Linked DNA regions of Mus musculus: regions 2 and 3 are each linked to region 1. A link is a loop called in an ENCODE intact Hi-C map of the cell type or tissue named here. Cell type or tissue: left cerebral cortex. All regions are shown on one strand.

Region 1 (8,000 bases):
TGGTGGGTTAACGGGTACTTAATCCCATTAATTTTAGAAACAGTCCCTCACTGAGACATTTTCAACCAAGCTCTTGGCCGAGCTCCTCACAGAAAGTGAAGGGCACCTGTCTGCAGCAAGTGTGGCACCTGGCAAAGTCAACGAGATGAGCTGCAAGCAGCACAGCAAGTGACACCTGGCCAGTCTCCATATTCTCAACCCAGCTCCCAAGATGTCACAGTACTCCACTTTGCGGTAGTAACAACCAGGTACCCAAGTGCTTCAGCGCCTTAATGAAAGGCTCTCTCTTAGACATGCCACTAAAGCCTTTAGAAAGGCATGCACAGAGCCAGGGGTGACCCTGGCAGTGACACCAAAGAGCAAAGCAGCACACCTGCCTTCTTAGCCTTTCTGCCGAAGCTCCTCTGTCTGAAGTAGCAGAATGCTCTCCAACTTCCGTGAACTCTCCTAAACTTTCAGCCTTTAACAATCGCTGGGCATGGCTCCGATGCCAACTCTCTCTCCACTGATGTCAAACCTGTCAGCTATGGAATCAAGGGACCGTGTCTATGTCCTTATGTGCCCCAGGTTCTAGAATAATGACTGGCACAGGGTAGATAATAAATAATGGCTTGAGTGAGGCAGACAGTGAGACGTGGCATGGGCTTCAGGCAGCAGCTTCACTGTCCTACCCTGAGACGTGGCTCAGAGCTGGCTGCCTGCTACAACAGTGATGACAAGCAGACGGTCTGTGGTTGGGACCAACCCAGCCACAAGGTGCTGGAAACAAGCACTGGTGTGAAGGAAGTCTGTTCTCTTCACTGTGAACACTAGGAGGAGTCTTGGAAGTGGAGTGGGGGTAGCAGATGCTGTTGTACGATGGGAGAGGCTATGCCAACCCCACAAAGAGAGGAAGGGGTGGGGACAGTAAAGGGACAATACATACTGAGAATCTATGAGGGGTGTGTCTTACATGCAAGCTGCCAAGAGATGAACAGAGGCATTCCACAGGAAGGATGGAGACTTTCTTACCGTGTGTATATGCATGTGTGTGCATATGTGTGGTGTGTGTGCATGTGTGTATGAATGTGTGTGCATGTGTGTGGTGTGTGTGCATGTGTGTGTGAATGTGTGTGCATATGTGTGGTGTGTGTGCATATGTGTGGTGTGTGTGCATGTGTGTGTGAATGTGTGTGCATATGTGTGGTGTGTGTGCATGTGTGTGTGCATGTGTGTGCATTGTGTGATGTGTGTGCATGTGTGTGAACATATGTGTGTGCATTGTGTGGTATGTGTTTGTGTGCATGTGTGTGGTATGTATGCATGTGTGGTGTGTGCATGTGTGGTGTATGTACATGTATGCATTGTATGTACATCTGTATATGTGTGTATGATCGCCATATAAACACTATATAATACGCACATATCCCACAGATGCTTTCTAAGCATGTACGTAAATCCAACCATACAAAGACTCACGCTGCTGCACACTGAGATGAACAAAAACCCTCCCTGCCTCTGTGACCCTCCAGGGGTGCCTGAAGAGAAGAACTTCCCCATTACTGATGTACCAAGTACTTTCTGGGACTCATACTGATATTTCAGATAAACCTGTTTGTGGGAATAAATGGTTATTAAAGTGGGACTCCAATGAATAAGCTACATGACTACGTAAACCTTGTTTCCGCAGAAAGCCTGCTAACATCCCATCCTTCCTCTAAAACTTACCTGTGCCTCTTCTCCGGGTGACAGTCCTTTGAAGAAACACTGTGTTAAACGACCTAAGGGGAACATCAGGAATTGTTTGGTGAGCTGTTTTCCTTGTAAGAAACAACCAAAAATAGGCGTATGGCCTGACTTATCACCTTCATTTAACAGCCTTGCTTCCTGGAAGTCCCAGAAGGCTTCATGTGCCGTGTGTGCATGTGGCTAGGGCTGCTCTGTGGGCACTGAAGCTGCTGCCAACACCTTTCAGGGTGACTTTGCAACAGTCTTCCTCTCCACCCACTCCCTGCCCAGAATTTAATATCCACAGCCCCTGAGGAGTCTTACTTTCCTAGCTTAAGTCAGCTAATCCCTAAATGGGATGCCGGGCTAGCCATGTTCATCTCCTCCCGTGGTCATTTTCCTACCTGAACACCTTGGCACTCGCTGGCCCACCTGCTCTGCGAACATTTCCCATGATAACAGCTCCTGGTCCAAGATCTACCCCTTTAATTCTGACAGCCCCATATGCACAGCCATCTAATAACTCATTCACTCCGATCCTTAAAAGCATGAAGGATCCACCCCTCTGTTCAGTTACAACTGGCTCCATTTCTTCTTGGGACTGCCTTTCTTAATTCCTTTGTCATGTGTCACAGTGTTGGGAACATGGTAAACATTCCCCGGTGCTGCAGAGGGAAAGCAGGAATCCCTGGTACTGCAAAGGAGACTAGCAGTGAGGCACAAATCATCTGTCCCTTCTAAAGCCACGGCCGGGCCCACGGACTAATATGACAAAGTACCCGCCATGTATCCAGCCCTCGGTCAGGCATCGTTGTCTTAACTTGGATTTACTGTATGGATTTCTCAATCAAGGATGACAGACTGTAATGTCTCCTAATAAATAAAAAAACATTTGGATGTTCCAGCTTTCAGAAAATGGAAAAACGAATAGCTGTGCCAAGTGCTTTTTTTTAAAAAAAGAAATTCTTCACTGCAATATAAGCTAAGAGGCAACACCCTGGATCCACACCAAGTCTGATGCTGTTCCTGGTCAGCCAGGGAAACAGTGTATTTAGAAAGCATGGCCCACCCCATCAGCTCTAGAATAGAGCAAAGTAGCAAGCTACTTAGCTAACAGAATTCACCCCTAAAAGGGTCTCTCCTAGTCAATATCAGCATATGGGCAAGTAGGATAGCATTGCTGAACTTAACTGCACCTCAAAGCATCCAGGGAGGACTGGGCCACAGGCAGTCCTTCAAGCCATAGTCCAGAAGCACAGGTCCCTACCAGTATCTCACAAGCTTTCTGGGTTGCATCCCTCAGTGGGATGGTATCCAGCAATATGCCAAATTTCAGCCAAGAGAGAAGAAAGTGCCCGGGAAACACCAGGTAACACTTAGCTTACTAGGTCATGTGGGAGGAAGGTGTGTCAGAATTGGAACTCTGCTACCCCTTTAGGAAGGGTGTCAATGTTTAGACACATCTAAATATCCATATCCCTTCCTGCTGCACTAGGCACACAGTGATACAGGCTTGCAATCCTAGAACCTGGGAGGCTGAAGCAGGAAGACCATGAATTTGAAGTCAGTGTGGGTGGAAAGGGGGAGGGAAGCAGAGAGCAGTAAAGGAGAGAGGGAGAGGGGGGATAAACAGGGAGAGGGCACCGGCTGGGAACATGTACAAGTGCAAACACACTCCTGTAGGGCAGAGCCATCAATCAGGCTCCGTAGGAGACCTGAAGGATAAAGGTAGAAAACAATACCAGTTACATTTCTGAAGGCTGAGACTTAGTCCCACAGTTCCAACCTCCTAACATCATATATCCTCAGTGTAAACTTCCACCAACTACAAATAGAAGTCAGTAATACAGTTAAGCGTGGGCCACTTTAAAGTGCTATAAGGATTTTTTCCTTTTTTTTTTAAACCTAACAATCAGTTTGGAAGCCCAGTTGTCCTGGTGAGAACTACCCCAGAACTCTAGAGAACCTAGAAAGAGACACCATCTCACAGCACAGGAAATGGGCTGGGATGAGGAGTAGTTGCTGATACACGGTGGCGAGACGAGCAGACAATATCCAGTCTTGGTGGCACCAACCATTGGCCAGCCCCAAGCCAGTGAGAAACACCACCAAGGCATGGGCTGCAGACCTGAGCAGTGCTGGGGAAGATGGCAACAGGCCAGCAAAGCCAGGGCCAACCAAGAGGCCCATATGGCCCGCGGCAGGAGTCGGCATGCTCAAAGAAGTCTGAAGATAGAAGGGGAGCCTTTCAGAACCAGCTAAACTAATCCTTATTACTGAGGCTAAGAGCTACTCAGCAATTTGTTCAAGGTCAAGAAACAAGTGAGGAGACAGAACAAGGCCAGAATCCAAGCCTCTGGTCTTAAAAGACAGTGAGAGGGTTGTTAGCGCATGTTAGCTGCTTGTATCAACTCCTTCCTAAGTGCAGAGATCCATCCGAATGATGTGTGAGCTTTAGTTCCTGCAGTTCTGTCACTTACAATATGACCCTGAGCAATTTACCTCACAGGTGCCTCAGTCTCTTCATCTAATGGTGGGGATAAGAACACAACCAACCTGGTGTGGTTACAAAGCCTACTCAACAGGTCAATACGTGGAAAGTGCAATGCCTGCTAGGAGCCAACCATCACAGAGAAGGTGGCAAGGGGCTCCTAGAGAGCTCTTACATTGGTTACTCCCTGGCCCCCAGGGTATCACAGTCAGCAGTTGTCACCATTTCCTTCCATACCCAGGATGGAGGCTTCTAGGAAGTCACACGGCTCTTGCCTAAGCATCCGAGGGCAACCCTAGTCTGGTATTAGCACTAAACTGACCAAAGCAGCAGAAAGGCTCTGGTTAAATGCTTACTTGATGAGCGGCTGTCCCATCTATCACCCCACAGATTCTCTGTTGGAGATTCTAGACTGTGGACCCTCAAAGCCTTCTGCAGAGCCATCAAGCCTTGAAGTCTCATTCACCTGTCTGTCCTACTTGACCTCCTTGGCCACCCTTCCCTGTGATGTTCTCCGAGGCTCCGAGTCCTTGGTCCCCCATCCTTCTAACCTCATTCCATGGAAAGGCATGATGTCATTCCTCCTACGAGCCAAATTTGGTGGATTAAACACAAAAGCAGGCTGGCAGCTTCCGCCGTATGCCCACACTACCCCGTCCTTCAGTGCTAACTCATGCCTCCCACATCCAGCAAGCCTAGCACTAACCCACAGTGCTCACTGCCTCTGACCATGACCTTTACCTCAGCACTCACTGGGAAAGCCATGCTGCCGTCTATTCTGTGTGCTAAGCCTCCTTGCAGACTAGAATACCCCACTCATTAGAGCACCCAGGCCTCCTAGGAATCCTGCTCAAATGACAATTCAGACTCAGCACACTAAACTGGATCGGGAGAGTCCAGGTGCAGCTGTGCTCCCAGGCCACACTAGAAATGTATATGCACTGACTGGAACATCTGCATCTTAAACATAATTTTTACACTGATGACAATCCTACAAGAGAGGAATTCTGCCCATTTTCCAGAGATGGAAAGTGAGGTTCAAAGTAGCAGAGAAACTTGTCTAAGGTCCACAGTGCAAGAGGCTGAGTTCGAAGGAGGGTTGGTTCCAAAGCCTAAACCCAGTCTTTGTTCTCCATGGAGGTCATTTTCAACCCAGAGTTGGGGTGGGATGGGAAGGGTACTAGGTATAGAAACAGTTTTAAAAACATACGTGTAATGGGTGTCTGTAACAAATCACTGAAGGCTTCTTAGGTACTATAAACAGAAAAGAGATGGGCAGAGCCTGGTGCTCAGAGGTAGAGCACTTGCCTAGCGTGCACCAAGTCTTGGGTGGGATGTCCACCACCACTTTTCTTTCCTTTACTCTTTTCTTTTTTTTCTTTTTAAATTTTTTTTTTATTTTTTATAATTTTTCAAAGAGTCACCCAAGGGAGCCAATGAGCTGGCTCAGTAAACGAAGTGCTTGCTATGCAACCAAGAAGACCTGAGTCTGATTCCTAGCGCTCATGTAAAAAGCCAGGCATGATGCACATTTGTAACCCCAGGACCAGAGTGGTAAAGATAGATGGCCTGGGGCTTACAGGCCATCGAGTCACAGACACACACATAAACACACACACAGACACAGACACGCACACACCATAGACACACATGCATGCATACACACTCAGAACACATAAAAATAGCCATCTGGGAGTAAGTTAACTCTACTGATCCAGACATTAGATAACACCCAGAAACTTTAAACATGCAAAGAAGAAATGAGACATACAGAAAACTTCTCCCTACAATGTCTGGGAACAATGGTGACATTCTAGAGTGGCACCAGCTAAGAGGATGCAGGGACCGTGCTCCACACTACACCACTCCTCCCAAACTCTGCCTGCACCTCCTCATCTCTGGACCATGCAGAGCCAGGGACTCTTCCTGAGCTCCAACCTCACTGTCCCTGTGCTGTGGAGTCCCTCTCCAGCCCGTTCCCCAGGCGGCTCTTCCACATGCTGGTGTCTCCCGGATCCTACTGAACAGGTACCACCTCGAAGTGTTCTTCTAACTTGGCACCCCTGGAGAGGCCGGTGACAGCCTCTGAGTCACGAACATCCTTACCTGCTCACCCCTGAGCTCTTGTTCTCAACCCCACCTTTACTACACAGTCAAACTTTAGTGTCCCGAGCCCAAGGGCAACCTCGTGCGGGCTGCGCTCACCACGAACCTCCACACCAGGCCCACACTTTTCTCTCCATCCTTCTGGTTTGCTGCAGCACTTTCCGCCTCCACTCCCTGTTCAGCCAGCCAGCTCCCACTCGGCTCTGCTTCCTTCCCAATAGGATGCTCTGCTGGCTCTTTGCCCAATCCTCTGATGACGACTTCTAGAACTTTCCCTGCTCACCTGCTGCCAACCCAACTCTTTCACCCACTTTCTGTGAAGGTCCTAATCCCACATCTAATACACCTTGTGCTGCCATGTAGGGTAGAGCTGAATTGCCCTGCTCTGCTCACTTCAGACGCCTCAGCACTCAAGATGCCCGGTCTACGTAAATGACACTGGCTCAGGGTCACAAATGAGCTGCACACCATGCATGTGTCACTAGCTGCTTGCCTTCTTCCCTTCCTCCTTCCTTCCTTCTTTCTTTCTTTGCTTTTTCCCCCTAAAGTCTTGCTAGACAGCCTAAGCTAGCCTTGAACTCTCAATCTTCCTGCTTCTGCCTCCCAAAACTGAGATTACCAGTAGACACTAGCAAATCTGACTCCATTTCCACCTTCAAACCGCTCATGCAGAGGAAGGGATGGAGTGCTGAGGATCCCTAGGTGAAAGTGGTATCTGCTCGCCTTTACCACTGCACACGCAGGCTCAAGGGCCTGGAGGTGGCCTCTGATCATGAGCTCCCAGGGCCCACACACCAGAAATCCTGATGCATCTGCAACCCTCATGAAACCGACAGGGATTCCTTACCCTGGCCCACAGGCTGCAAAGTGCTGGCCGACTCCAGCTTTAAACAAGAACAAGGAAGAGCCGTTTCCAACATCTTCTTGGCTCATGATCGCTTTTAGAGTCTGAGAAGTAACCTATCCGGCAGCAAAGTGCTTCTATGTCATTTAGATTCCATGGCAGCACGCCTTCTGCAATGAACCTTGAACCTGTGAGCACGACTTCGCTCTTTAATGTTCTCAGCCAGATTCACCCAAAACAGAACAGCATCCGAAGCGCGGTCCCTCGGTCCCCTGAAACATTCCAGGTGATGCTAACGCTTCCACGTTCCAGCTGCTCGCAGAGGTGTAAAACAGGCTGCAGGTAGAGCCTTGGAATGCTTAAACTTGAGTCATGCCACGTAGCGACTCCGTCACCCAGCACAAACACTCAGGGAACACTGAGTGAAATAAACATTCAAAGAGCATAAACACGCATTTCCATTGTCTTGTCTCCTGGGAATCACACTGCTGGTATGTGATGCATTTGCCACTGGGTCTGAGTCTGCTCCTTCCCCAATACTACAGTTTGTGTGTGTGTGTGTGTGTGTGTGTGTGTGTGTGTGTATGTGTGTGTATGTGTGTGTGTTGGAGGATAAAGGGGGTAACCACCACCAACTCTGCCAACTCTAGCATTTCGCCTTTTCCAGAAGATAAATTATTTAGAATTTTTTTGCCAGTTCGAGTGATTTTCCCATAGCAGAGTCAAATGGCCCAGCAGTCCTGCCTTAAAGAAACCAATGCAATTAAAGCAAACAGCTATGAACTGGTCCTGACAGCTTCTACCAACTTCATTTGATAAAGTGAGACACAGACACACTCCAACAGACAAGCC
Region 2 (8,000 bases), 180 kb after region 1:
TGGTTAAAGAATGAGCAAAAGGAATCCTGTTTGGTTGAAAAAAGATATTCCAAAGAGCAGAGGTTACTAATGGAAACGCCCAGGCCCAGGAATGAGCTACCTCCCTAAAGTTGTTGGTCAGAGAGGACCCCAAAACAATACAGGTTATTTCCACTACTGTTGACTGACCTCCTCTTATAGAAGGAAGGGTGGTCAGAGTTATCTGGTCTCTCTTGGAATCTCAGCCACACCCTTCTGCACCACCCTCCCATCTGTGTATAGTTCTGCTAAGCTACAAGTCTCCAGAAAAGAAGATTGGTTGAAGGGGGCTTATCTATGCAGCTATGGAGAAATCGTCTTCTATGGTACAGTGAGATTTTCAGTAATGTGGCCTCTTTGGAGTTACTCATGCTCCTCCTGTGAGTAACCCCTCACTCATGCTCTGTAAGTATACCCGACAAACTCACTAGTTTACTAAGTTAGACTTCCATGGAGCTGTGCTGTTGTCTGTTGCTGTTGACCTGTCTGGAATAAGCAGATGTTTACATCTCCCAGGAAAAGTTCATGCGACCTTGCAAAACAAGACAGTTTGGCGAAACAAGACAGTTGGAAAGGACTACAGCAGCTGCCCTTTCCTCGCCATGGGTAACTGCATCCTTGCTTCCAGTCTATTAGCATCTCTTACCTTTAGCTGTTCTAGCCTGTTACAGCTCAACTCAGACGTCACCCCTCCCGGAAGCTCCCATGCCACCCCAGTTTAGTGACCCAGTCCTCGGCCTGCCTTTTCTTGAGCTCCCTGGCTTGCCTCTGATCTGTGTTTGCCAATACAGGCTCCATTTGTGTTGTCGTTGGCCCACTGCCTGCCTTGCCTCTTGAGCTGCCTAGATACACAGATGTCATTGTTCCTCTTGCTTTTAGTGTCTCCTTCTAGATTCTAACACAGATTCACAGCAGAGTTCAATGACTATCAAATGAATAAAGGGACTGTCATAAAGGACCAAACATCGCATGCTAGATGTGTCCTGTGCCATACAAAATGTTACAGAACAGTAGAAGAAAGGCAGGGCGAGAGGATGGAAAAGAAAGAAGGCTTTCTGAAGGGTTGGAGGCAGAGAAGCTATTGCATCAGGAAGGCCAGTGGACTCCAAGCCCATCGCTTGGGACTGAGATGGAGATGAAATCCTCAAGTCAGAGACCGTCTACTCTTCTCCTGCCCGGGTAGATCCTGTGTAACTGGAACTAATGTTTGAACATTTCGAAAGGTGTGGGACATGGCTAGGCGGTGGTGGTGATCACCTTTCATCCCAGCACTCGACAGGCAGAGTCAGGTGGATCTCTGTGACTTCTAGGCCAGCCTGGTCTACAGAGCTAGTTCTAGGACAGCCAGGGCTACACAGAAAAACCCCTGTCTTGAAAATAAAAGGGAATGGGGCATAGGACTTAGTTTGTCTTTGACCTAGTCATTTACTGGGGTCTAAACAAAAGGTACCAGATTGAAAGTAAAGCATAGCTGAGCCCTCACAGGAAGTCCTTAGTATATTCAGTCTTTGTGGTTTACCCTCAGAGCTTCCTGCCAGCTCTTACCCAGGCTTACCAGCCTAAGAAGACAAGAAGTGGGCAGAGCGGGCCACAAGTGTGCCCTGTGTTGTAAAGCAGGTGCCTCTGGTAGATGAGTTTCCAATTTTAACCGAACACCTCCCCCAACCTCAGCCTCTCCAGGGTGGGTCTGCCATACTGCTAGTGAGACTGCTCTGCCCTGTTCATGAGTGTCACCTACAGAACTCAGGAATGGAGCCAGAGGCGTATTAGCCTGCCCTCTGGATGTTACCTGATGGGTTCTTGGTATCTCCAGTATCTATAGAGGCTCCCTCTTTACACTAATAATGCTACAGACCATTGTGAGCCCATTTGAGTGGTCAAGAAACTGAGTGTCCATGGGGCACCTGTTGTTAAAGTATGTGTACAAAGGTGTCTACACAAGATGCTGGGACCCCTTTGCAGCTGATACACAGGTGTCGGTTCTGGTCATTCAGGTGATGGCTCCTAAGATCAATCCAGTGGCCCGAGTGGACCAGATTTGATATTGTCACCCCAACCAGCCTCTTTCCCAGTTTGCAGCTTCCTATCTCAGACCCTGGTCTCCTTTCTAAAACAAGCAGGGTTAAATTTTTATTTTACCCCTGCTCAAGGGAAGTGGCCAGTGTCCATTGGGGCACCTGGGGGACTCGAACCTCTGCTCAGGTAGCTCTGTAGGACATGAGCCAGCGGTCATGTGGTAGCTCACATGGGTAGAGGACCTGAGAGGAAGGTGAAACCTTTATGCTGCTTGTCCAACATCCTTATGTGCACATGTTTGTGGTTTCTGTGTTTCTGCCGCGACAGATCTAAGAAGAGGCCTCAGATTCCAGAGGCCAGACCAAGTGACTGTGTAGCTGAATCAAAAGACACCACTTTGTCCTGCAAGTCTCGGGAGGCACTTGGGTCCTACTTCCATTAAACACTAGACGGAAGAGTGGGCATGCTCACCTGAAGAAGATAAATCCACACAGCTTTTTATTGGAAATGACGAACTCTGCCTTCTTAATTAGGGGGCGGCAGTGAAACACCATCTCCACTCCCACAGGGAGGTTTTGGCTGAACTCGGGGTCTGGGTAAAGGAGGGCCTTTCTGCTGGTGAATCTGTGTGCCTGATGGAGGAGGTCTCTTCTTCTGCTGGTGCTCACGGGTACGGTGGCCTGGAGGCAAGGGACGATGGCCAGGTGTCTGGAGGTGATGGCCAGGTGGAGGAGGAGCTTGGAGCGCCACTGAATTCTGCGCTGCTGCGGCTGGGGTTGAGTGCGGCTTGGGGCCCCTTTCCACAGTGCTTGTTCTGGAAGCTTTTATTTCCAGCTCTTCATCTATAATGGCAAGACGTTTTAAGAACTCATTCTGACAATAGTGAACAATTTAACACGGGTGTGCAAATGTGTGTGTGAGTACATATGTAGATAAGCATGTATGTGTGTGCCAAGGGATAACCTCTGATGCCATTTCTTAGGCACTGTCGCCTTTTCTTCTTTTTGAGATTAATTCTCTCTCTCTCTCTCTCTCTCTCTCTCTCTCTCTCTCTCTCTCTTGCTCTCTCTTACTGTCTCTCTGTCTCTGTTTGCCCTGCAACTTATCAAGAAGCCCAGCTAGGCCCAGGGAATTCACCTGCCACTGCTCTGGGGTTGCAAGTACCACCTTGCCCGTCTTATGTGGGTTCTGAGGAGTCTACTTCAGTCCTCATGCTTGAAAAATAAGCACTTTAGAAATGGAGCTGCCTCCCCAGCCCCACGATGCGGCCACTGAACACGCTTCATGTGATAGGCATCAAACCAGCGGCTTCAGGAGATGTGAAGAGGAAAGGGAAGTTACTCCCACCCTCTTCAAGTTCTGGGTGTGTCAGGGGAGAGAGAAACGTTGGCCATAGATACCCTGAGACCTAGGCCTCTTTAGAACTCAAAAATATGAGGGAAGAAGACACCTGGGTGGAGAGCTTTGTACTTAAGGCTCTAGAGTGTTGGAGTGAGTATTGCATCTGGGAGTTGTAGCTGGATGCTGCCTAGAGATAATCAGCAAGGTTGCTAAGCAACAACCCTCAGGGCCCGAGCCCACTGAACCCAGGTCTGAGTGGTCGTGAAGGGCATCAGAGACTATACATCTTCTGTGAAGTCTCTACAGTAGGTCTGCCTTTTGCTCAATTTGATTGTCACACAAGCCACATTCTGAAAGGAAACTGGAGTGCCCTCTAAGGGACAATCTAGCCCTGAGAAATGGGCTAGCTCTTCCAAAATTCGTAAGCAAGACCCGGCTCTTGGGCTTCAGTGGGAAAGATGGTTCCTTTCCCCACGCTTGGGGATTTTCTTCTTTGTGTGGCTTCTGTCCAGGAAGACAAGCCTGAGACTGTGTCGATCTTCTTACACTGTTTTTAAGCCACACAGAAAATCTGTGGGAACAGGCAGCTGGCAGAAGCCTGGAGCCACTGCTGGGCTCCTTCAGGGCACATTCTTGGTATTCCACTCCCTGTGCCTTAGCCTTCCTCAAGGAGCCAGGGGGAGCTTCTCTGCGGGGTAAATGAATGGTTGCCTGTACCCTTTTAGAACATTTGTCTTGAAAAGCATGTCTCCACATCACCAGGGGGCTGACATATGGACCCCAGGTAATACACTGGCTACTGTAACTACTGTAAATGCACTACGAACACAAAGCCTCAAAGGCAAACAAGGTGGCTTTGACACCTGAGGGACCTGCGTGCTCTAAGCACATACATAAAAAGACACCCAAAAGACAGAACATGTCCTTTATGCCATGTTCGGTGCCCCAGAAGTGCCTGAGGTGTTTGGAGGGGTATAGGTGAGACTTTGACCCTAATCCAGGGTCCTAGACACAGACCAGCAGGTGGTCCTTCTTGCACAGTGGCACGCTCCCATGACTCTCTGCTGGCTCTTCTGTTTGTGGCATTTTTTTCCCCTCCTGTGCTTTCTCTCGTGTTCTATGTGTTAGGCCCATTGCTACACCTCAGTAATGACTCAGGCAGCAACACTGTCCTCCGTGAGTGACAAGAGCCAAACAGCACATCACGGTGTCAGCCTCCACCAAGGTGGGGGACCACCAGAAGGTGCAAAGAACCATGTGAGAAGTGAGAGGGTAAGAGGTGTGACCAGATGCTGAGCCCTTACACTGAGTTGGGCAGCAATCTTGCTCTGGGGAAGCCATATACTTGCTATGACCTATGCCACCCACCTCTTACGAGCAGAACCATAGGGTCCCAGTACAACCTCTCCAGCAAGGTCTACCACTGCCTAAACATCATTCCAGGAGCCTTTCAGTTCTTTTCCTTTCTTATAAGACCATCTCTTGATGGCTCAGTTTGGGCTATAGATGCAGGTGAGGAAATCCAGGCCCATAGATGTCCAATTTAAAGAAGAGTTATATAAGAACAAGATAAAACTGCCTAGAAATTCAAGAGCTAGGGGTCTTGCCTCAGCCTAGTCATGCTTTGGCCTATGTGCTGTATGATCTGGGGTGGTAGCTAGCGTCTTTATCTGTGCAAATGTCTACCTTACATCGAAAAAACTAAACTTTGTCCCTGGAACAGGCCACTTTATTCACGTGAGTTACTGTCATTTTCCTCTTCCCAGTCTGGTGGTGGCAGAGGTTGCCATGTGTTGGGTGACACCTGAGGTTCACTTTGGAGGAATGTGTCTGACCCCTGGGCAGTGATCATGAGCCTTATAAGGAGGGATGGAGACAGTATGAGCAGAGCACAGAGATAAGGGAGCCAGTGTCAAGGGCTCTGCAAGCCACTAAGCTGTACCGGATGGAGACCTGGGAATGATGTTTCCCAGACATGAAAGGTGCAGAGAGAATGATGTTCCCGGCCCCAGGTGGGGGAAGTGGTACGTAAGATGACAGATGAGGATGCTGGCCTGAAGGAGGATGGGGGCAACACTGAGAAATGAGTTGTGAAGAAGGAAGCCAAACCTACTGGGCTCTGGGTCAGGGGCCAGCATTGTGGGGTATGGGCAGACCCTGCCTATGGGCTGTGCTGGAAGTCAGTATTTGAACATCACTGGGGTTACTCTAGGTGGAGACCTGCAGGGATGGGACCCAGCCCTATGTGAGTCTGAGATTTCTCAAGACCCCAGGGACATGCCCACCCACTAGCATGTAACCAACTAAAGACTGCCCTTACCCCAGCATCCGTAGTTACACACCTGAACATAGTCTCTAACATATTGTCCCTTGAGTGGTCAGCTCCCTGCTTAGGACCACCATAACTAATTTCTGCTTTGTAGGCTGCAGGACAAGTCTGCATCAAGGTAGCCGTACTCCCAGCCTGAACACCTCACTTCCTAAACATCTAACCGGGAAACAAAGGGCCACCAATCACCCTCATTTGGGCTTTATTTTCTTGCAGCTCTGGGAGTCAAATTCACAGCCTTACACACACTGAGCACTCTGCACTGATCCACTCCCAGTGCCTCCTGGCTGGAGATAGTTTTATCCATATTCCTAAGAGTTTGGCCCTGAACGCACCTTTGAGGCATCCAAGGCCAAGACATTTGTACACAGACATGGGATTTGGGTGGAATCTCTCTCTCCTTATGAAAGTTTGTGGACGATTCAGGGATCTCCACACTAGCCTTTCACCAAAGCAGCCTCACGTGGTGGATTCTGGGAAGGTATACAACCTGGCTGCCGCTTCTCAAGGGTCCTTTGATGTTACCCCGGAGAACTGTCCCTCAGAAATCAATCTGAGTACATAACAGAGCCACCCAGAAGCTCTGGTTCCAACCCTGCCCATCCCTTTCTTCGCAGACTCAAGGAGGGACGGTCCCGTGGGGATTTCACTGCAGCCTACAGCGATAAAGGAGTGGGTGTGCTTACCTTTTCTCCTCCTGTTCCGTTTTCTCCTCTTGCAGATACAGAAAATAAAAAGCGCCACCAAGAGCACCAAGAGGAGTCCTCCTGCACCGACCCCCACTGTGACATAGAAGGACAGACCTTTCTCTGCAAGAAGAAAATATGGCTAAGGGAAAGGTCTTGGGCAGAGTGGTCCCTTCATTTCTATGGCCCAGGCCCCAGCCTCCTACATCAAACAAATGAAAGAGTTCCACAGGATTTTCTGCCTCCTTGAGGCTGAGCTTCTGGGGCCTGGAGTGCTACTTAAATCTGCAAGGGCTGAGGAGCAGTGCCTGCCCATCTCACCCCATCCCCCACTGAGGAAAAGAGCATCCAAGTTCTAGAGAGGGAGGATGAGTTGCCTGAGGTCTCATGGGACCTTTCCCCCAAGTGAAGCATCCCCCAACCTCGGTGTTCAGCTCTTCTTCCTCCCAAACTCCTCCTGGGTTCAGGAAAGCCGCCTAGACACTCAACAGTTATCAGTGGCATAAGAGTTCTGATCCCTTCTTCCACCAGAATAGGGAAGAGTAACAGGAAAACAGTGCCGTGGTTGCTCAGGGCAACAGGCTTAGTTTAGCTCTTCCAGGTAAGAGCTGTGTGACCTTTGGTAAGACGCCCCACCTCTCTGAGTCTGTTTCCTTCTTTGTAAAATGGAAACAATGCACCTTACATCACAGGGTAGCTGTCGGAAGTCAGATCAGATAATGGATGGAAAAGTGCTTTTGTAAACTGTAAAACAACACCTAGAGGTGAGGTCTTGCTCTTGCTATACTCTCTACCCTGGGGGTTTTCTGGTAGCTGTTTCCCAGGAGGGGGGGGCTAAACCATCTGTTCTTTGTGAATCAATAGCAGTTAGAGAGAGCAGCTGGAGCAGGGGCTCAAAGGACGGTGGCGAGAAGAAACGGGAGCTGAGCCCAGCTTCACAGAGGCCAAAGACTGTTAACACTCGTGACTAGGGATGGGCCCCAGGCAAGCTGGAGGTCCACCAAGCAGGGCAGAGGGTCAAAGCAAGCTGTTGATGTTGGTTGTTACTTCTGTCCCTCTAGTCTTCCCCTCAGACAGTCCTTGCCTGTGAGCTGAGAACCTCTCTGGGCACTGTCTGCGTAGGGGCATCCCTCAGTAACCCCTGAAGCTGCTTCAAGGATGAATTCAGGGACCTTCAGACCCTGTTGACTTGCCAAGGGCCTGGAATGTCAGAGTCGGCTCCCAAGTGTGAGCAGGGTGGACAGACAAGGCTTCCTGTCCAAGCTGACTCCAACAGATCCTCCCTACCGGTCCTCGGGCAGACCTCCAGCCCTTCCCCAGACACTGTTGGAAAGCAGGCACGCCTTCCACAGTATGGTCTGAGGTTAACCCATGACAGCACTCTGGGTGCCTGGTGGTGTTCCTGGTGGGGACGTCAGTAGCTGTAGCTCTGTCATTGGTCCTTGCAGCGTCTCATTCCAACTATTCTTCCCATCACTCCTCTTGGAGACACTGTGCCTATGTTTATGTGAGCGAGCACTACTCCAGGGCCAGCTGCTTCCTCCTCGTGGGACTTCAGCTCACACTTACTTTATCCCTGCCTGACTTGGCCTTAGAATGGGAGGAGTTTT
Region 3 (8,000 bases), 54 kb before region 1:
GTGGCACGCAATAAAGAGATTTTACTTGATGCCTTTGAATGTCAACTTCTTTTTAGGGTTTTGGCAGGAGATTGATTTTTAAAAGTCAGTATAAGGGCACCGCACATTGAACGGCAGATGCATCCTTTAGAAAAAAAAAAGACTGAATAAATCAATTTCTATGCATCAAATAACTGAAGTGTACTAAAGGCGCTATTTTAAGAAACACTATAGTAAATTATCGAGCAAAGTGAATAATCACTCCCCTACTTGTTTGGTGAATCTGGGTTTTCATATGGAGTTACTTCAAGCAGAGTTTAAGATGCAAATGGGGCAGAGATGACAGAACTTTAGATCTCACCCCCAGGAGGGCCACCTTCCCTCCCCCAGTGCTCTGGGTAGGTGCCTGCCTCTGCCAGGTCCTTAATGTTTGGAAAGATCTAAGTTTCCTAACAGCAGGATGGGAGACTACTGTCACGGTTGTTTTTTTTTTTTCAGGAGGTGGACCAGAAAGTATGTGGAGCTCTGTCCTCCAAGCAGGGCATGGCTGTCACCATCTCTGGCCAGACTGGCTGTACTTCCGTGCATGAGACCCTTTTCAAGAGCAGATGTACTAATGTTTCCATTTGGGGAGGGTAGAGAAGTGGCTCACGGGGCCTCTGCCCTCCACTGGGATCTATATGTGGTTAGTGATTACTGGTGAGTATGGCGGAGTGGGGTGGGGGCTGGGGAGTCTTCTCGCTGCCTGGATTCTACCCATCCGCCCGTCATGCTATACACTCACGGGCTCACCAAACTGGACTTGGGTGGAATTGTTTTTCTGGTCAGTCACAGACCTCCTCATCTGGGACAACTATAAGTAGACGCCTCAGAAAAAGTCACCCGACAGGAAAACGAAGCAAGGAGGAGCTGGAGTTCAAAGGTCCCTCTCCTCAGACTGCATGGCCGCTAGGGAAACCCCCTCGGACAAAGCTTCTCACCCTTAAGCATGTGGACTTCATTCTCTCCACACAGTTGTTCTGAGCAGCCGAGCACTCGGAAGCTTTCATGGGGCAGACTCATTTCTTAGGGACCAGCTCAGGGAGGCGTGGGGGTGGTGCTGGGGGTAGGGGACAGAGGTCTGACTAGTTAGGCTGGTCTGGGTGGGGCAGGTTTGGTATGTGTCAGTAGAGACACTCTACTACACTACTGTAGGGTTCCAAGAGGTCTCCACTCTGCTAGAGGCTACGGGAAGCCTTCCTTTTCCAAGAAATAAAACAATAGGTGATGGGAGGTAGAGGTGAGAATATCAGGAGTTTAAGGTCAGCCTTGGGCTAGACAGTGGATCTGAGGCAACCCTGGGACTTATGAGACCACATCTCAGAAACAGCAGGTAAGCAAGAACTGTCAGTCTTTAATCCACAGCCTCACCTGGAGACCTCTCTGCCCCCACATCTCAGAAGCCATGTCCACCTTAGGATATGGGGAAGTGGGCTTCCACTGAATCACAGAGGAGCCAAGGCTCCTAAAAGTCCTTCCCCAGTGGTGTTACCAGGCCAGGACTGCAAAGGCAGCAACTTGCAAAACCGCTTTGGCCTGAGCCAGGCCCTAGAGGAAACACAAGGTGGACCAAACTCTAGAAGCCTGAATGTATGTGCTGCAGTACAACTCGGGAAGATACTTAGATACCCAGAGCGGGAGAGCTCACCGTCCATCTTCACAGTTATAAAGATGGGCCTGGAGTGGATCTCGGCTTCCCTCTGCCAGGAACCTGTCGGTGACCTCACCCAGGGAGTCACAGAACAGTAGTAGTTGCCAAAGTCCTGGTCCTCAGAGCCATGCACTTGCAGCAAGAATTCCAGCACGCTCACTCGCTCCAGGCTGACAGTACTCTTCCAGTCCCTCTGGCCTGTCGTCACGACTCCCTTCCGGTCCAAGGAGGAGAGGAGGACGGGAGCCTTGTCCAAGCCAAAAGAGTGTACCGCAAACCAGGATACATCGAAGGCCATGTCATCTGTGGATTACGGAGCCAAATGCTGAGGTCAGAGTGTGAGCAGAAACGATGTACACGCTCCTGTGTGTGCAACCCTTACACGCTCCTGGCCAGGTCTGTTCTGTACGAACCTCCAAGCAGCCTGTGATGATATCACAGCCTCCCCTGTGCCAAGGTCACACAGCTACAGATAGTAGTGTGTCTAGCCTGACCACTCCCACCCTAAAGAACCACAGAAAGAAGATCTGGGGCCACAGACAGCCCTGTGTGTGAAGGCTGGGCATGGCGTGCAGGGTCCCCGAGCACTTCACGCAGAAGAACCAAAGACCGCACATAAAATAAATTGTACCAGATTTGAAGTTGTAGACAGCTTGGATTTTATTGTTCACTGTGGTTTGTGCTGTTTTATTTTTTTCTTCCCCCTTGTAGAAGTATTTAAGTTCAAAATAAGAGGGGTAAAAAAAAAGAAAATCAAGCTGAGAAAACTGAACACAGTTAATAGTCCCAGAGAGTAAAGCTAGTGGATCATGAAGTTCTCTGTGAAACTGAGGTTCTAACAGCCTCAAATAAACGACAACGGGCAGAAGAGAAAGAGGATGGTACAGGATTAATTTACACAATGTGGAAACTGAGGCCACATGCTAAACCCAGACCCTCATCCCCACCCTGACTGGACCAACCCAAGCCAGCTACTGAGCTTCAGGTTTCATCCAGAAGGCATGTGGGGACTGTGGACCAGAAACACAGTCACATCTTAAACCTGCTTGGCAAAATTCCTTTTTCAAAAAAAACACCGAGGACTGAACCCAGTGCCGTGCTGGGCAAGTGTTCTATTGGAGCTACAACCCTGGCCCGGGACCTTTTATATGTCAGCTTTTGCTGGACAACAAAAAAACAATAGTTATTCATTCAGGCAAAGTACATTAATAACTTCAAAAACACATTCTAAGGCAAACAGATGTCATCCAGACCCATGTAAGACAGAAGGGAGCTCAACTCAAAGTGGGCATTTCCAAACAGGTCCCAATGATAACTCCACTACTAAAGCAGATCCCCTCTCTCCTCCACCTGCCCCAGGGGCCCCTCAGCATAAACAATTCTCAGCAGGTAAGTCTCTGAGACCAGCTTGGTGGGAATGCAGAAGGTGCTGTGGACTGCCTATTCCCCCTCAGTGCCAGGGCGGAGTGGGCTCTGCTACCCAGGGAAACTCAGGGAGTCTAGAGTGGCTACCAATGATAAAGCATAGAGGTGCTGCCATTACGTCATTCTCTTGTGCATCATAGGATGCTAAGGTGGCTAGCCTGGGCCAGAATCCCAGTACCTACTGGCCACATGACCTGAACAAGCCATGTTAGTTTATTGCACAATGCAAATTAACAGGGCTCTGGAGAGATAGCTCAGTGGTTAAGAGCATTCACTGCTCTTCACAGAACCTGGGTTCAGTTCTCAGCACTCATGTCAGGTAGCTCACAACTGCTTATAGCTCCAATTCCAAGGGATCTCTTATCCTCTTCTGGCCTCCACAGTCAGACAGACAGACAGACAGACAGACAGACAGACAGACAGACAGACAGTGTACAGACACACATAGACAAACACACATACACTTTAAAAACTTAAAAAAAAAAAATCCAACTAACAGCGTGGGCGAACACTGACTGCCAAGAACCACTCCCAGCCCACGTGTTTCTGTATGTGGCTCCTGGAAGCCCGGCCCGGGGGACAGGCAGGAAGGTTTTGTCCTGTGTGAAGGGGCAGTGCTAATAACCAGAGACCCTGCAGGCCTCCCCAGCATCTGGGTGCAAAGTACTGGGTAGCCATTACATTGGGGTGGGTGCCTGGCTCCTTTAGGACTTCTGTTCAAAGGTTCATGTGGCTACAAGCTCAGCATGGACATGTTTCCCCGAGAAGGACCCAGTGGGAACTAGTGATAATAAAAGCGATAGTGATAAAGCTACACACCACCATCTCCACACGTGGCTGACAGGTAGATGCCGCTAGAAGGAAGTGTGGGAGGTACTTGTCAAGGATATGGGCCCCTCCTGTGGGCATCTGCTGTACTGAGTCACCCATCTCACCACATACCCTGGTTAGGTACTAGACGCTGATGTGTTCCGACTGGACCATTTCCAGAACACGGAAGTCACCTCACCTGGGTGAAATGCCTCACAGAGGCTACGGAACACCCTTAACGCTCAGCCACTCCGCCTCTGAGCAATGGCTGAGCAGCAAGGACAGGAAAGTCCAGCTCCTTAGCTGCCCTCGGCACCAAGTACTCCGAGCATAGTGACTGGGCCCCATTCTCTTGCACCCCCACAGCACACTCTGGAGACCCCCCTCCCCCCCATGACTCACACTGCCTCTGCTCTGCTTCAGACCATGGTGCCACCCACGCTTGGCCGCTCCCACCCTGCTGTGACACAACAGTGCCTTGGCTCTCAGCCCACTTATGCAACTTTCCCACTGAGAATTCCCTCTCAGAGCCATGGGATGAATGAAAAGAGAAAAAAAAAAAAAGAAAGAAAAAAGAAAAAGAAAGAAATTACGATTTGTGTTTAATTATTCAGAATCTTCCACCCACACAGAGCAAGAGTGCAAAGTTCTGGAAAATTGTGATTTGCAAGATACCAGCTACCTATAGCTTTTGCAATTACATCAGAGAAAAGAGGTTTACATGAAAGGCACAACTGGCGACCTATTAATTTGCTGAGAAAGAGCATTTGGAGGGTTTAATATCTGTATATCACAAATGAGCTTTCAAACAGCACTGCACTATGCAAACTTTTAAGGAGTTTTTGCTTGCCTTTCCCTGGCAGTCTTTCCTGCCTTTTCCTTCATTTCTACGTTCAAAGGTACCTTTGTGCCTCTGCGCCTCGCAGCTTTGGTACAGCAGCAGTTGCTCTCTTCAGAGCCCGACTTTACATGACGTCTCATGCCTCACATGCTGTACAGAAGCCCTAAAGGAACCAGGGAGCCACTCCCATCATAATGGCTACCCCGTAGTTTACCCCCAGATGCCGGTGAGGTCTGCAGGGTCCCCCATCTTTGGTTATTAGCACTGTCCCTTCATACAGAACAACCTGCTGCCTGCTTCTGGGGCCATGCTTCCAGAGGTCTACACACAGAAACACATGAGAACTCACAGAATTTGGCTAGCTTTGTGTATGACTTTGCTAGGAATGGGGTGGGGTTGGGCAGTGTCAGGGTCACAGTGGGTGGTGGAAGGGAGAAGGGCAGGCCTCAGCAAGCTAGGCTCTTCACAGAATCGTTGGGGAAAGGCAAAGGTGGGTAAAGTCCTGCTCAGCAACAGGGACAACACCCTAAGGCCTTTAAGACCAGAGGAGCCAATAAGAGAGGGATGTCATCTTGCTTAAGGCACCAAGCAGAGAATGCATGAGGGATGGGCCCAGGATTCTGAGGCATCTGTTGGCAAGGCTAATCTTTTCGGTAAAGAGAAGATTCACAGAACTGGGGACATGGCTTGGGACAGGCCGGGTGTGCACAAGGTTCCCTCTTCAGTAGAATGGGAAAGGCTTTACAAAGATATCCTAAAAGTTATAAATGACATCACTTCTGTATTCCGCCTCGGGTGCAAGCTCTCGGGGGTAGATCTTGAGCACGTCCGTAGCTCTATCCCCAACATCTTTAACTGCTCTGTCTGTGTACCGAAGGGATGAATGACACGGAGCAGGAAGAGGGATCTGTGAGTGGGTTTCTAACCAGGCCACAACAAGCCAGGAAGAGATCTACTGACCGACCGTCCTGAAAAGTGTTTCAAATCTCCCAGCAGATACACAGCCTCACAGAGCCAAGCCAGCAATGAGTCAGGGAAAGTGATGGGCTGGCTAGTCTTTTGTCAGCGGGACACAAGCTACAGTTATCTGAAAGGAGGGCACCTCAGTTGAGAACATGCCTCCAGAAGATCAGGCTGTAAGGCATGTCCTTAAATTAGTGACTGATGGGAGAGGGCCCAGCCCATTGCGGCTGTTGCCATTCCTGTTTATAGAACCCAGGATGGCTTCTACAAGAAAGCAGGCTGAGCAAGCCATAGGGAACAAGCCAGTAAGCAGGGATACTCCATGACCTTTGTCTCAGCTCTGCATCCAGGTTCCTGCCCTGTTTTGAGTTCCTGTCCTGACTTCCTTCAATGATGAGCTACAATGTAGATGTGAAGCCAAATAAACCCTTTCCTAGCCAATTTGCTTTTGGGTCACAGTACTCCATTGAAGTAACAGAAACCTTGACTAAGACAAGTGAAGATCAACAGACAGTTCAAACTCCAAGTGGCAGTGACAGACGACAGGAGGAACGTTTACAGAAGGCAACGGGGGTGGGGAAGGAGGAAGGATGGAGGGAGGTACCTGGGTCCAGCACAGCTCCTTCCACAGTGACGATACAGAACAATTTGATGAGATCTCCCCGGGTGACGGATGGTGTGTCTGAATGCACAGAGGCGTTAAATGTGGGACCTGGAAGACAGTAATGTGTAAGATGCATAATCTTCTTTCACACAAGCTCAAAATTCATTCCTAAAGCTCCAAGAGCATCTAAATGTGGCTCTCTTTTCTGGGAATCGGTCTACAAAAAAACAAAAAACAAAAAACCATGAACTAGGCCTTCTAAGATCTCCTTTCTCTATGCAGAGACAGTCGGATCAGGAACATCTACCTGAATTCACTCTTGACTAACTCTGAATGGAACTTTCTCTGCTTGACAACCACAGCTTTGCTTGAAGAATATGCTTGCTTCACGCCCCCCGCCCCCGAGCTGGTAAGCTTGGGCTGCTGTCACATTCAGTGTAGTTCAAACTAGCCAGGGTGGTGTAGAGATCAGAGGGTCAGGAGCTGACCGCGTGTGCTTTGGGTCACAGTTGGGCGAGTGGCCTCTGTATGTTCTGCAATACTGATGGGGACAGAACCCTGAGACCCCAGTGTTAAAGGGCTGAAACCCAGTTAGGAGAAAGACCCACCAATACTGGACATGTTTAGATAAAGTATGGTGGGGCACTGAGAAAATGCCAGGATTTCAGGGGAAGCTGAGGCAGCTTGGAGCATCCTTTAAAAGACCACCCAGGTTGGGGAAGGCAGGGTGTGCATGGGAGTGCTCTATACTTCTGAGTCAATTTTGCTAAAATTGAAACTAAAGCCTTGATATTCAGATATACATATACATATCATACACACCATGTACATGTATATGCGTGTGTGTGTATGTGTATGTATGTATGTGCACATCTAGTATAAACTAGCATCAAACAAAACAGAACAACATCCTCCATTGAGACAGACTTTGCCTCGCATCCCCCTGAAAATATCAGTGACTTAACAATCACTTTAAACCCACCTCTGATGCCTCGTAGGAAAGGGCATTTCATAGCTCAAGACAAACTGATCCCAACAGCTCAATGCTTAACCTTATCATCTCAGCTTCTAAAATCCAAGAACAGGAAAATGGAAAAGAGAGTTCTAGGACATCAGTGCTATGAGATTCTACTTGTATTTTCAGGAAAGCATAGATAGGTGTCCAGCTCTATAAAGAGAATGCCACCAGATTCATCGCCAGCGCTACTAATCTAGCTCATAGAAGCTGAGCGAAAGCTTACTTGAGGAATAGGGACATCACTGCTTTCTTGTTCAGATTACCAGAAAGGGAAAGTACCCCAAAGTGTGTTTAAAAGCATCCATAAAAAGCTACTCACTCCATCAGGAGTGTGTGTGAAAGGTCACACTGTCATAAGGCAATGGGCTGAAGTGACTTTGTCTCTGTTCTCACTTCAATCTGATGACTAATAATAAGTCATTAAATGGCTTTCCTAGCACTAAGGATATGAATAACTTGAGCGGTGAAGAAAGGCTGGTTATGGAGGTAGGGGCGTTACAAAATCTGGGGACTTAACTCCAGGGGCTGAGAACACGACAGGATGGCAGTCCCAGGAACAGGGGATGAACGAGGCAGAAGACAAACACATCATTTCCTTCAGATGCCTCAGCTCTGGCCCTAGCTCCCTTAGTATCTCATACTCTGGACCTGCTCTGCCCAAAACTGTGTG

What was found. Hi-C counts contacts between places; a loop is a spot of excess contacts. Peaks named below come from ENCODE experiments on the same cell type or tissue, not always from the same donor. Only the 100,000 strongest peaks of a DNase experiment are listed, where the experiment ranks them.
Region 2: a loop joins it to region 1, with 2.3 times the contacts of the local background. A loop is called at or near these places in 5 of 42 quality-filtered maps.
Region 3: a loop joins it to region 1, with 4 times the contacts of the local background. A loop is called at or near these places in 3 of 42 quality-filtered maps.

The regions. Positions count from the first base shown.
Region 1 is chr3:101,097,479-101,105,478 of GRCm38, forward strand. All of the region lies in intron 1 of Ptgfrn (prostaglandin F2 receptor negative regulator), which reads right to left. Among named protein-coding and RNA genes, the nearest start is that of Gm52612, 7.5 kb to the right of the region's middle. In left cerebral cortex, a CTCF peak has its summit at 793; DNase peaks (open chromatin) are centred at 746, 4,818 and 6,495; H3K27ac peaks cover 2,545 bases.
Region 2 is chr3:101,273,398-101,281,397 of GRCm38, forward strand. It overlaps Cd2 (CD2 antigen), which reads right to left. Exons shown (of 5, transcript NM_013486.2): 4 at 6,391-6,513; 5 at 2,511-2,876. The coding sequence ends at 2,560. Among named protein-coding and RNA genes, the nearest start is that of Cd2, 11 kb to the right of the region's middle. In left cerebral cortex, a CTCF peak has its summit at 3,754; DNase peaks (open chromatin) are centred at 832 and 3,772.
Region 3 is chr3:101,043,778-101,051,777 of GRCm38, forward strand. It overlaps Ptgfrn (prostaglandin F2 receptor negative regulator), which reads right to left. Exons shown (of 9, transcript NM_011197.3): 7 at 6,313-6,420; 8 at 1,667-1,972. Among named protein-coding and RNA genes, the nearest start is that of Cd101, 18 kb to the left of the region's middle. In left cerebral cortex, no CTCF peak of the experiment used is centred here; DNase peaks (open chromatin) are centred at 3,627, 4,041, 4,363, 4,841 and 1 more place; H3K27ac peaks cover 922 bases.